2 separate regions of the Homo sapiens genome follow, and region 1 is linked to region 2. Evidence: read pairs that join two places in POLR2A ChIA-PET (ENCODE). Cell type or tissue: HepG2. All regions are shown on one strand. Each heading gives the region's core, and the rest is flanking DNA. Links, peaks and the distances in the headings are about the cores only. Region 1 overlaps ITPKA (inositol-trisphosphate 3-kinase A). Region 2 overlaps TYRO3 (TYRO3 protein tyrosine kinase).

Region 1 (5,362 bases), core at 110-5,109, 72 kb after region 2:
CAGGGATCTGGGGGTGTAGCCAGAAGCAGCCCACTAGAAGCATGACATCACTTTCAAAACTCCTTTTAAAATCTTTAAATACACACCAGGTTTGCATTCTGCTGCATAATAAATCCAAGTTTTATTATAAAACTCACCACCTCCAAACCCTCAAGTAAAATTCCAGGAAGATGATGTATGTGCCATGTATATTCAGCAGCACCATCCTGTACCCCCTTCTCCCACACTCAGTTTGAGAGCCATAATGAATGCACATGCATAGCAAGTGCGTGAAGTGGTATCATTCCCATTTTACAGAAGGAAATCAAGGGGAGTTACATCCCCTCATGCCCTGCCTCCAGCCTCCCAATCTCTGGCTGAAGCTATCAGCCCATCCTCCCTCCCCAAGTTCCAACTGCCCCAGCAGGTTCCAAAGTATCCCCAGCAGGATGCTACCATCCTGCCTCCCTTTGGGGGTTAAATGGGATGTGGCCTGAGAAAGTGCTTTGTGCGTGGTGAAGTGATGTGCAGCAATAAGGCAGTCTGAGTTTTGACTTCTGGGGAACACTGAGACCTGCCTGGGGGCCCTTCTCTACTGGATGGCCACCTTTGCCTTTATCCAAAAGAATGAGTTTAATGGCTGTAGGGACCTGCTAGAAGAATTTAGGGGATAGTGGGACCAGAATGGACTTAGTGAAGAGGAAACTTGCCTTGGGTTAGGCAGGGTGAGGGAACTGAACCATCCTTTTAGAACTGTGCAGAAACAGTGAGGAGGGCTGGCAGGTGGGCCTGGCAGAAGAGGATTTGATGTGTGTCTAAAAACCTGGGCTACTACCATTTGATTGATGGACCTGCTCCCAAGCAGGGGTAAAATGGTGTCATCACCTACTCTCTTGACCTTGGTTTTCTGCATCTCATAAGAATCAAGAGCAGCAGCAACTAAGGCCAGTCCTAGCTAGCAGGTTACAAAATACTTTTTTTTTTTTTTTTTTTTTGAGACAAGGTCTCACTCCCATTGTCCAGGCTGGAGTCCAGTGGTGCGATCACAGCTAACTGCATCCTGGACTTCCAGGGTTCAGGTGATCCTCCCACCTCAGCCTCCAGAGTAGCTGGGACTACAGATGTGAGTCACCATGCCTGGTTGATTTTTTGTATTTTTGTATGTATGTATGTACATATTTATTTGAGTGGTGCGATCTCGGCTCACTGCTACCTCTGTCTTCCAGGTTTGAGCGATTCTCCTGCCTCAGTCTCCTGAGTAGCTGGGATTATAGGCGTGCACCACCAACGCCTGGCTAATTTTTATATTTTTAGTAGAGACGGGGTTTCATCATGTTGGCCAGGCTGGTCTCAAACTCCTGGCCTCAAGTGATCTACCTGCCATGGCCTCCTAAAGTGCTGGGATTGCAAGTGTGAGCCACCGTGACATTTTTTTTGTATTTTTAGTAGAGACAGGATTTTGCTATGTTGCCCAGGCTGGCCTCGAACTCCGGGGTTCAAGTGATCCTCCCGCCTTGGACTCCCAAAGTGCTGGGATTACAAGTGTGAGCCACTGCTCCCAGCCTACAAAAGATTTTCATACCTATTATCTCATCTGAGTCCTCCGTCCTACCACCTGAGGTTGCTATGACAGGATTTAGCCCCCCTGCCAGTAATGGGTATGGCCAAGCATGGCAGGAGTTGTGCAAGTGTCATGGAACTCAAATCACTGCCACCTTCCACCTTAGGGAGATACCTCCCCCAGAGAACATCACGCTTTTAAAAATGAATGTAAGCCCAGGCGCGGTGGCTGACACCTGTAATCTCAGCACTTTGGGAGGCCAAGGCAGATGCATCACTTGAGGTCAGGAGTTCGAGAGCAGCCTGGCCAACATGGTGAAACCCCATCTCTATTAAAAATACAAAACTTAGCCGGTGTGGTGGTAGGTGCCTGTAATCCCAGCTACTCGGGAGGCTGAGGCAGGAGAATCGCTTGAACCCGGGAGAAGCTTGAACATCCTCTGGCTCGGGCCTCCCTCCATGAAGGTGCCCTCTCTGGGAGACTAACACACAGCCAGAGGCTACCTGGGTATCTTGAGGCAAAGGCTAGGATTGCTGACTGTGTGAGAGACTTTAATGAAGTCACAGGAGGGCCCTCTGATAATTCCTCACTCCTAGGGCTGAACAGGGAGTACCTCTCTCTGGGCAGGGCTTGGCTGGATACTAGCCTCAGACCCTCCTTTGTCTAAGCTCCATTCGGAAGCCTTGAAGACACCTGCTCATGCCAGATACACAGTGTATCTTCTGCTGGAGCAGACCAGCAGGTGGGTGAGTGCTCTGTCTTTGGCACTCACCCTTGCTCCCTGCCTCCAGTCATCCAGGCTCTGGTTGAAGCTCTCTACCAGCCCAATACCCTCCCCATGTTCCAATTGCCCTATCAAACTAGCACTCCCTGTGGTCGTGGTGGTGGGAAGAGCAATCAGTTTAAATTTATAAAACGATTTGCACTAAGGTATAAGTGACCCACGACTTCACCTTCCCATGGGCATTAGCTGTTTAAAAAGGAAGTCTGTTAACCTAAATTCTGCTCTATAATTAGTGGAAAGCGATGTGTGGGAATTCTGAGTCCAGGAGGGGATGGCATCCAGGTCTCCTTACCTATCCTGGAGCACAGAAAGAAGAAAACCAGATGAACAGGAGCCAAACACCCTCTCTTTTCCTCCAGCAATACCCCACAATTGTTTGAGGAGGCAGGCAAGGCCATAGAGTCATGCAGCTGACCTTGCGGGTGGGCCTCCAACTTCTCCCCTGGCTGGTTAGGAAAAGCCTGCCTGTGACTTTTTCCTCTGCCGGAGTGAGGCTGCCCAGTTTCAATTTCCCTGCTCTGGGCAGGCTGGAGAGGGCTCCTAGGAGGTGAAGGGGACTACGTATGCCCCAGGCAGAGAGGTAGGCAGGCAGGCAGGCAGAAACTTCCTGGGCTCCGGCCTGCCTGGGCCGCGCGTAAGGGGCTGGTAAGCCGGGAGTCCTAGAGTCCGGCCCACGTGCATCCTTCACGGTCAGCCGGACCAGCCTTGCTTCCTGCCTGGGGAAGCCCTAAATTGGCCTGGGCCGGCGCGCTGTGCGGCTCTGGGACCTGCGGCGAGGCAAAGTCCGCCCTGGGCCCTTCCACACGGACTCAGGCAGCCTCTGTCAACAGCCCCTGGCTTATCTGCCGCCGCTGTGGCTGTTTGACTTCGGGGAGGCCCCGGCGGGCCTGGGGGTGGGGAAGGCCTGGAAGCCGCAGCCTTGGAGCTGGAAGGGCCCTCAGCGGCGATTTGCACCGGCTCCCGACGGCTCGGAGGGCGGCGGGGTCGCCCAGGTCCCCGAGGCTTGACCTTAGCCGGGGCGGTCTCTACACCCAGGCTTGGGCCGCAGGACCTCCTCCTAGCGCACTCCCTCTCCCAGGCACTTCGCCGAGTCCCTGCGGGCGGAAGAGGGAAGCGGGACGCGCCCGCGCTTCGCGCCCTTTCGCCTGCACCGGCTCTCAGGTGTCAGAGCTTCCGCGCCCCGGGAGCTGCTGCTCAGGCTTTTCCGAAGAGGCGGGGCGGGGGGCCTCTCACTGCCCCACACTCCACATCCTGGGAAGCCCCGGCATCCGCCCCCCGACCTAGGCAAGGGTTACCCCAGAAACGATCCTGGGTCCGGGGCTGCTCTGACCACCGGGGAAGAAGGGGAAGCGGCAGGCTAGTGACCGAGCCGGCGCACCCAGCACCTGGCGGCGGGGGGTGTTCCTGCTCTGTGAGGCTTTTCCCCTCTGGTGTCACTGACAAACCCCATCGGCCTCCGGGCTTGTGAACCCCTGCAGGTCGCCACAGCTTCCCTGCCTTGTCCCAGCCGATTGTGCGGCGGAGCAGGCGCGCGGCCACAGCTCTCCCCGCCCCGCCGCGCCGACCCGGACTTATGGGCAGGCCCCAGACGCCCGAGGCCGGGGGCGCCCCTCGCCTCTTCCTCGGCCTCAGGGACACTTGCGAAACGTGGATCTAAAGAAAGTCCTTCGCGCTGACCACGGACAGTTATTCAAGGTATTTGGCCTTGGTTAAAACGAGGGGAACAAGGAGGGTGTCCCGGGAGCCGCACATCCCTAAGTGGCGGGCGTCAGGAATGACTTAACAGTGCCCAGGGCTGTGTTTTCCGAGGGTCAGACCTGGTCCCAGAACACCCAGGCTATCAGAGGCAGAGACTAGCAGAGTGATCCTGCCCCCTTGCAGCCTCAGTTTACCGCCCCTCTCTGCCGCGCTCAGGAGCGGCGAGCCGGGAAGATGGGAGGCAGGGCGCGCACTGGGTGGGCTGCGTTCCGCTCCCAGCCAGAGCTCCCAGGCCCACGCCCCTCCCTCCCCTGCGTCCACGCCTCGTGCGGGCGCTGGGAGCAGACGGCAGCGGCTCCCGAGCAGAGCCTGGAGCGCCGCTCCACTCCCACTCAGGAGAGGGAAACCGTGGCAACGGCGGGGGTGCGGCCGCGGCACCGGAGAGGGGGCGGGGGGTAAGGGAAACTCTCCTTCGCCTCTCTCCTTCCGAGGGTTCACCCGGCAAGGCTCAGCCCCTCCGATCCCTCCTGTCCTAACCCACAGCCAACAAGGTCCGCTACCCCCGCTTCGCCCAGTCCCCGCGGCGGGTCGCCTGCTCCTCGCCCCGCTTCTTAGACGCCCCAGGGCCAGCGCCACGACCCGCCGGCGGAGCCGAGGTGAAAGTTGCCCAGGCGAGAGGTCGGCCAGGCGCCTCCCTCTGACCCCCAGATTCCTCCTAAACCGCGAGAACAGGACCTTCCGCTGGAGGGAGCATGGACAGGAGCGGGTCCTCCGGGAGCACCCAGCCAGGTCCCCCGTGCAGCCCCCGCGCCCGGCGCTGGCCCCGCCCCCGCGGCCCGTACCTGACCCACGTCCTCGCCCGCTTCCAGCTGCACGTTGCCGCGGCTCCGGCTCTCACTGTCGCTCAGCAGGTCGTCCTCCGAGTCCTCGAGCAGCGACGAGGAGCCAGTGGAGGAGACCGACGAGGTGGAAAGGCGGCGCGGCTGCTGCAGGTGCGAAGAGCCCGCTGCCGGGAGGCAGTCCCTCTCCCGCTCCGGCGGCCCAGGGCTGGTCGGGGGCACGTCGGGCTCCTCGGCTGTCACGGTCAGCTGAGGGATCACCGGGGCCGGGGGAGCCCGCGGAAGCCCGTTGGGGACCTGTCCCCCACGCCGCTTGGCCCCGCGGGCCCGGGGCTCCCCCGCGGCGGCGGCCGCAGCGACCGCCGCACAGCGCGCCTCGAAGAGCAGGCGCAGCTCCCCGACACTCCGGCGCGGGGCCCGCTCCAGCCCCGGGCTGCAGGGCCTCGCGCCCCCCGGCCGCGCCATGCCCGTTGGGCCCCCGGGCAGGGTCATTTCCCAGTG
Region 2 (5,362 bases), core at 170-5,169:
AACCAAACTCTCCTAGGAACCAATCCAAGTAAGGGAGAGTCTCCTTGGCTCTCTGCTCCCTGCCAACCTTCCTCCCAAGTGACCCTCCATGGGAACACAGTCAGCAGACTCTGGGGCCAGTGGAGAAGGCACCCTTGCCAGTAGCCAAAGCAAGAGCATGCTGGGAGCAGCTCCTCAGCCCTCCCTGTCTCCAGCCACCATTCCCCACAAACATCCCACACTCAGGAGTCTACAAGCATATCTTGTTTACGGCAACCGACCCAAACCCACAGCCTCAAAGTGACAGGGGCAACCAAACACTTCCAGCTACAGCAAACCAGCCATGCCCATCCCCACACAGCCTCACATACCTTTGCCCAACATCCGGCCCAGGGTGAACTGCTGCTCTGGGATGAGCACATCCTCCAGTTTTTCCTTTAGTTCATCGCTGATGCCCAAGCTGTCCACTGTGGGGAAAGGGTTTGTGGGAAAGAGGGATCTCTGATTCCTGAGCCAAAACCCAGCCTCTTATACCCCAGACTCTGCCCTCAGAGCATAGAGATGAGCTTAGGTCTCCCACGGCTGGGGTGGTGAACTCCACACAGGCAGATTTGTGTGCCTGGGGCTCACTGATGTTCAGACATATCAGTCAAATTAATAATTTGGTAAAAGAATGCAGATGGGGCACAAGACAGCCCATTTGTCCTTCCCACGATCACCCACCACTCACATGTGGCCTCGATGCGCTCGGGCCTTTCTCGATTGAAGGACCGGGCTGCCCGGAAGTGAACGGCTGGCTCTCCCCGGGCCATGACACTGTCAAAGGCTTGCCTAAAGGAAAACCCAGGATTTGGGGTCAGCTCCAAGGTCTTTCATCATTACCTGCCTCTCCCTCCACATCCCCATCCCCTTACCCAAACCGCGTCTCTTTCCGTCTCTTTCGAAGCAGGATGAGGGCCAGGGCAGCAGCCGTCACCAGGGCCGTTAGCACACCAAGGACCACAGGTACCCAGGATGTGCGGCTGTGAGGAGGGCCCTGCTGGCCTGTGGGAGGGAGGTGCAGTGGCATGAGCTAGGATGACACCATGAGGTCCCTTCAGAACTTTCCCAGGATGGCCATCCAGCTGGTTCAAGGGGCTCCTCTAGGTCAATAAGGGTCCTGAGGGAAAGGGGCTCCAGAGGAATGCCTAAGAGTCCTTCCTACCTGGTCAGAGACAGGCCCTGGCTGTTGTGACCTAGAGGGTGACCATGGATTTCTATGCCAGTTCTGGGGCAGAGAGAGGAGAATGAGATATAGTTTGTTTGAGACACAGTCTTGTTCTGTTGCCCAGGCCAGAGTGCAGGGGCACAGTTGCAGCTCACTGCAGCCTCAACCTCCTGGGCTCAAGCAATCCTTCCACTTCAGCCTCCCAAGTAGCTGGGACTACAGGTGTGCAACATCACACCTGACTAATTTTTAAATTTTTTTGGTAAAGTCTCACTTTGCTGCCCAAGGTGGTCTCAAACTCCTAGACTCAAGCAATCCTTCCACCTCAGCCTCCCAAAGTTGTGGGATTATAGGTGTGAACCACCACTCCTGGCCTTATTTGTTTGTTTCTTTAGAGACAACAGACTCACTCTGTTGCCCAGGCTGGAGTGCAGTGGTGCAATCATAGCTCACTGCAGCCTCAAACACCTGGGCTCAAGCAATCCTCCTGCCTCAGCCTCTGGAGCAGCTGGGCTTAACAGGCATATGTCACTACACCAGGCTAATTGTTTTTTTTTTTTTTTTTTAATTTTTTTGTAGAGACAGAGTCTTGCTATGTTGCCAGAGCTGGTCTCAAACTGCCGGCCTCAAGCGATCCCTCAACCTCCCAAAATGTTGGGATTACAGGCATGAGCCACCATGCCCAGCCAAGATAGTTTAAACAGCCCTGGCCTCAACTTCTTCACTCTGTCTGTGGGTCTACTAGGAGGGGAGATGCTACTAGGCTCCTCCCATCAGTCTAGGTTGCCCTTGAAAACCTTGATCCCCTGAGCCTCTGCCCCTCTCCACCTACAAGCCTCACCTGCACGGTCATGAGAAGAGACCACCAGTGGCTGACTCCAGGGTCCACAGCCAACTGCATTGGAGACGCACACACGTACGATCAGGTCCTTTTGGGGATCCCAGCCTGTCAAATTGGCCCTGGTCCCCTCCACTGTCAGCTCATCCTGCAGCCAGGAAAAGCCCCCACCCCATAGTGAGCCTGGGGAGAAGGCCTCCAGCTGGGGCCTGAGGACAGAAAAAGGTCCAGCTGGGAACATGGGAGTATAGGGGCACTGTGGGTTCAGGGGCTGCAGGAACACAACCTTCTGGGAGTAATCACATTCCTGTTCCCGGCTGCAGGGGCCTCTCCAGAACACAAACAAGGCTCAGTCCCGGAATGCACAGGTGGGGGATGGGAGCGAACTGAGCTGGGGACAAAGCCTTATCTGTGCCCTCCCCCAGCTCAAGCAGGAATGTGCTTCCTGCTTTATTTACAAAGTGCACACAGGATGCAACCCTAACAGGAGACATAATCCTTTGAGAAGTGGAGCTTGCAGAGGAGGGTGAGGAGGAAAGGATTCCCTGGGGCTGCGGGAGACCCAGGCCCACCAAAGACAATCATTTTGAAATTCTTAAAGGCCTTAGAACCCTGAAGGCTTATACTCCAGGAGAGTGGAGAGAGGGGAGGGTTCTGTCTTACCTGGGTTCCATTGTCTTGAACCCAGGACAGTTTGTAGGGTCCCAGGGGGCCTTCCAAAGGGGCCTCGGGGATCACTTCTTCCCACTCCAAGATGAGGCCTGAATCTGTGCGGATGGCATGGAGGTTTTGGGGAGCGCTGGCTGGGGCTGCAGCCAAAGAGAGAAGATTGCTAAGACCCCTGCCCTTCCCACCATCATAATTCCATGCAGACCTTTGGAATCAACTCCCAAGAACTAAACAGCTCTGAGAGGCACAAACTGGGGAAGGGTTCACCTCCCAGCTCTGACTGCTCTCACCCACTGTGCTGGGGGAGGGGTAAGCAATGGGCAGGACAGGCAGCACCCCAGCTCGGCAGTGTTGCTCTTCATCACCATGGTTACTGCCTTTCTGCCTCACCCCTTACCACTCCCCTCTCACAGCTATGCCAGCCTCTTTGCAATTGCCAAGCAAGTTCCTGTCATAGGGTCTTTGCACTTGCTGTGCCTTCTTCCGGCAGTGATTTTCCCCCAGATATTTACATGGCTTCTTCTTTATCGTTCAGATCCCAGATCCTTCAGATCTTTATCCTTCAGACCTTTTTAGGGGGGGTTTCCTTAACCACCTGGGGACACTCTTTATCAACCACATTATCTGATCTTTTCCAGTTTGCTTATCTGTTCCACCTACAAGAACTACTTACAAGGTGGTATGTAGTTATATGCAGTAAATGTTTGCCGAATGATGCCTGAACCTCCATCTCTACCAGCACCATTCAGAACTCCAGCCAACACGGCCCCCTTCCCGGCTCCAGCCCTGCCCACCCGCTCTGCTCTATGCATCCCTTACCTAGACCCTTGGTCTGAAAGGGCACCCAGTCAGCATAGGGAGAGGGCCCCAAGGCATTGGCACAGCGCACCCTGAGGCTGTAGTTGGTGGCAGGCACCAGGTCCCGGAGCAGGCAGGTAAAGGGGGGCACAGGGACCACAACAGCCAGGACTTCCCAGCCTCCTGGGGCCTGTGTCACCTACAGAAAAGCAGAAAACTAATGATGTAGGGGAGAGCCTGTGAGAGATGGAAGATGGGATGGGTATAGTTATGGGTGCTTGAATGAATGCTTCCTCTATCAGCAAACACTTGCAACCCACGCCCTCCCATCTGCCCCCACCCCAATAATACACAGGGTTCCACATCTTCATACCTTTGCAAATGCTGTTCCTTTCACTTGGAATGACCTGCTCTTCCTAGCAAAGGCCTACTCATCCTTTAAGACTCAGTGCAAATATCACTTTCTTGGTGAAAGCCTTTCTCAACCACTCCAGAAAACTCTTGTCCTTTTGTACTTGGTACGAAACTCTTAGGGTATACTTACCACTTACTGTGCCTGTTTACATGCCACTCCAAAGTTCTAGAGCTTCTGAAGCTCAGAGAAAACTGGGAGCCTAGGGCACTATGAACCAGCCCTTCATCTTACATTTTGGGGGCCCAGGGCAAGAGTACAAAGAGATCCACGTACTATATGTCTAAATATTTAAACATTATAAATCAGCTAACAAACTATTAAATAGTTTCTCTCTTAATATTTTGACCAATAAACCTTCAAAACAACCTGGGAGATCAGGTTTGCATTTGTAACTCTCCAAATCCCTGGAGTCCCGAGTCAGAATGAGGAGGCACTGGAAGAGCTGGCCTGAAGCCAAGGTCTGCACCATGAGGGGCCTCATGTGCACAGGCGTGGACAATGCTGACTGCATATCCAAGCTCCATTCCCATCCCCCTCACGAATGGCTGCCCCTTGGGCTTAGAGGTGGTCATATCACACTGCGGTCCATCCTTGGGAAGATGGAACAGGGAAAAGGCCCACACAGACCCCAGAAGCAGACTCAGAACCATTAGGGCAAGAGATCCTGAATAGCTATAGTATAGTGTGGCAGTGAGGGGGTCCTTGCCATCTGGATGGGCATATCCTCTTGGCCCTGTAGGCTCTTTGCCCCGGGGAAAGGGGTGTGGCCAAAGGAGGGCCAGAGTAGGATCCTCTTTTTTTTTTTTTTTTTTTTTTTTTTTTTAATAGAGACAGGATCTTGCCCTGTCACTCACTCAGGCTGGAGTGCAGTGGCATGATCTCGGCTCACCGCAGGCTTGACTTCTCAGGCTCAAGTCATCCTCCCACTCTAGCCTCCTGAATAGTTAGAAGTACAGGCGCATGCCACTGTGCCTGGATAATTTTTGTATTTTTTGTAGAGAAAGGGTTTTGCCATGTTGCCCAGGCTGGTCTTGAACCCCCAGGCTCAAGCAATCCTCCCGTCTCCACCTCCCAAAGTGCTGGGATTACAGGCATAAGCCACTGTGCCCAACCTCAGTAGGGTTCTCTAAATGGTGGAGCCCAGAGCAGGGGCCCCTCCTGCCCAGGGGAACTGCCCAGAACAGTTTTGAAAGGTACTCATTAAATGGCCTTTGAGTAAACGGATGAAAATGAGCAAGCCTGCATTGCCTCTTGTTTTTAGTATCACCTTACACAGTTTTTCCACTCTCCAAGGCTTAGGGCCCCTTCTGGTCATCTTGTTCTCTTTGGCTTGAGTGGGGGTTGGGGGGTAAGGTGGAGCATGATAGGGTGAGTATCAGCAAAGGTTTGAGCTTTCACCTAAGTAAGAAAAACTCGTCTGGGTGTGCTGGTTCATGCCTGTAATACCAGCACTTTG

Evidence for each region. Peaks named below come from ENCODE experiments on the same cell type or tissue, not always from the same donor. Only the 100,000 strongest peaks of a DNase experiment are listed, where the experiment ranks them.
Region 1: POLR2A ChIA-PET joins it to region 2 with 12 read pairs; 9 of 35 experiments call an interaction of 5 or more read pairs at or near these places.

The regions. Positions count from the first base shown.
Region 1 is chr15:41,493,919-41,499,280 of GRCh38, reverse strand. It overlaps ITPKA (inositol-trisphosphate 3-kinase A), which reads right to left. Exons shown (of 7, transcript NM_002220.3): 1 at 4,865-5,362. The coding sequence starts at 5,353. Among named protein-coding and RNA genes, the nearest start is that of ITPKA, 2.7 kb to the right of the region's middle. RefSeq lists silencers at 4,788-4,837, 4,948-5,127, 5,148-5,362. In HepG2, for the core only: a CTCF peak has its summit at 4,748; DNase peaks (open chromatin) are centred at 3,050 and 4,770; H3K4me3 peaks cover 2,655 bases.
Region 2 is chr15:41,565,688-41,571,049 of GRCh38, reverse strand. TYRO3 (TYRO3 protein tyrosine kinase) reads right to left here. Exons shown (of 19, transcript NM_006293.4): 7 at 3,513-3,690; 8 at 2,688-2,833; 9 at 2,028-2,172; 10 at 894-1,023; 11 at 710-810; 12 at 351-446; 13 at 1-12. Among named protein-coding and RNA genes, the nearest start is that of TYRO3, 9.2 kb to the right of the region's middle. RefSeq lists enhancers at 1,085-1,591, 2,100-2,605, 2,606-3,113. In HepG2, for the core only: a CTCF peak has its summit at 2,330; DNase peaks (open chromatin) are centred at 2,419, 3,019 and 4,361.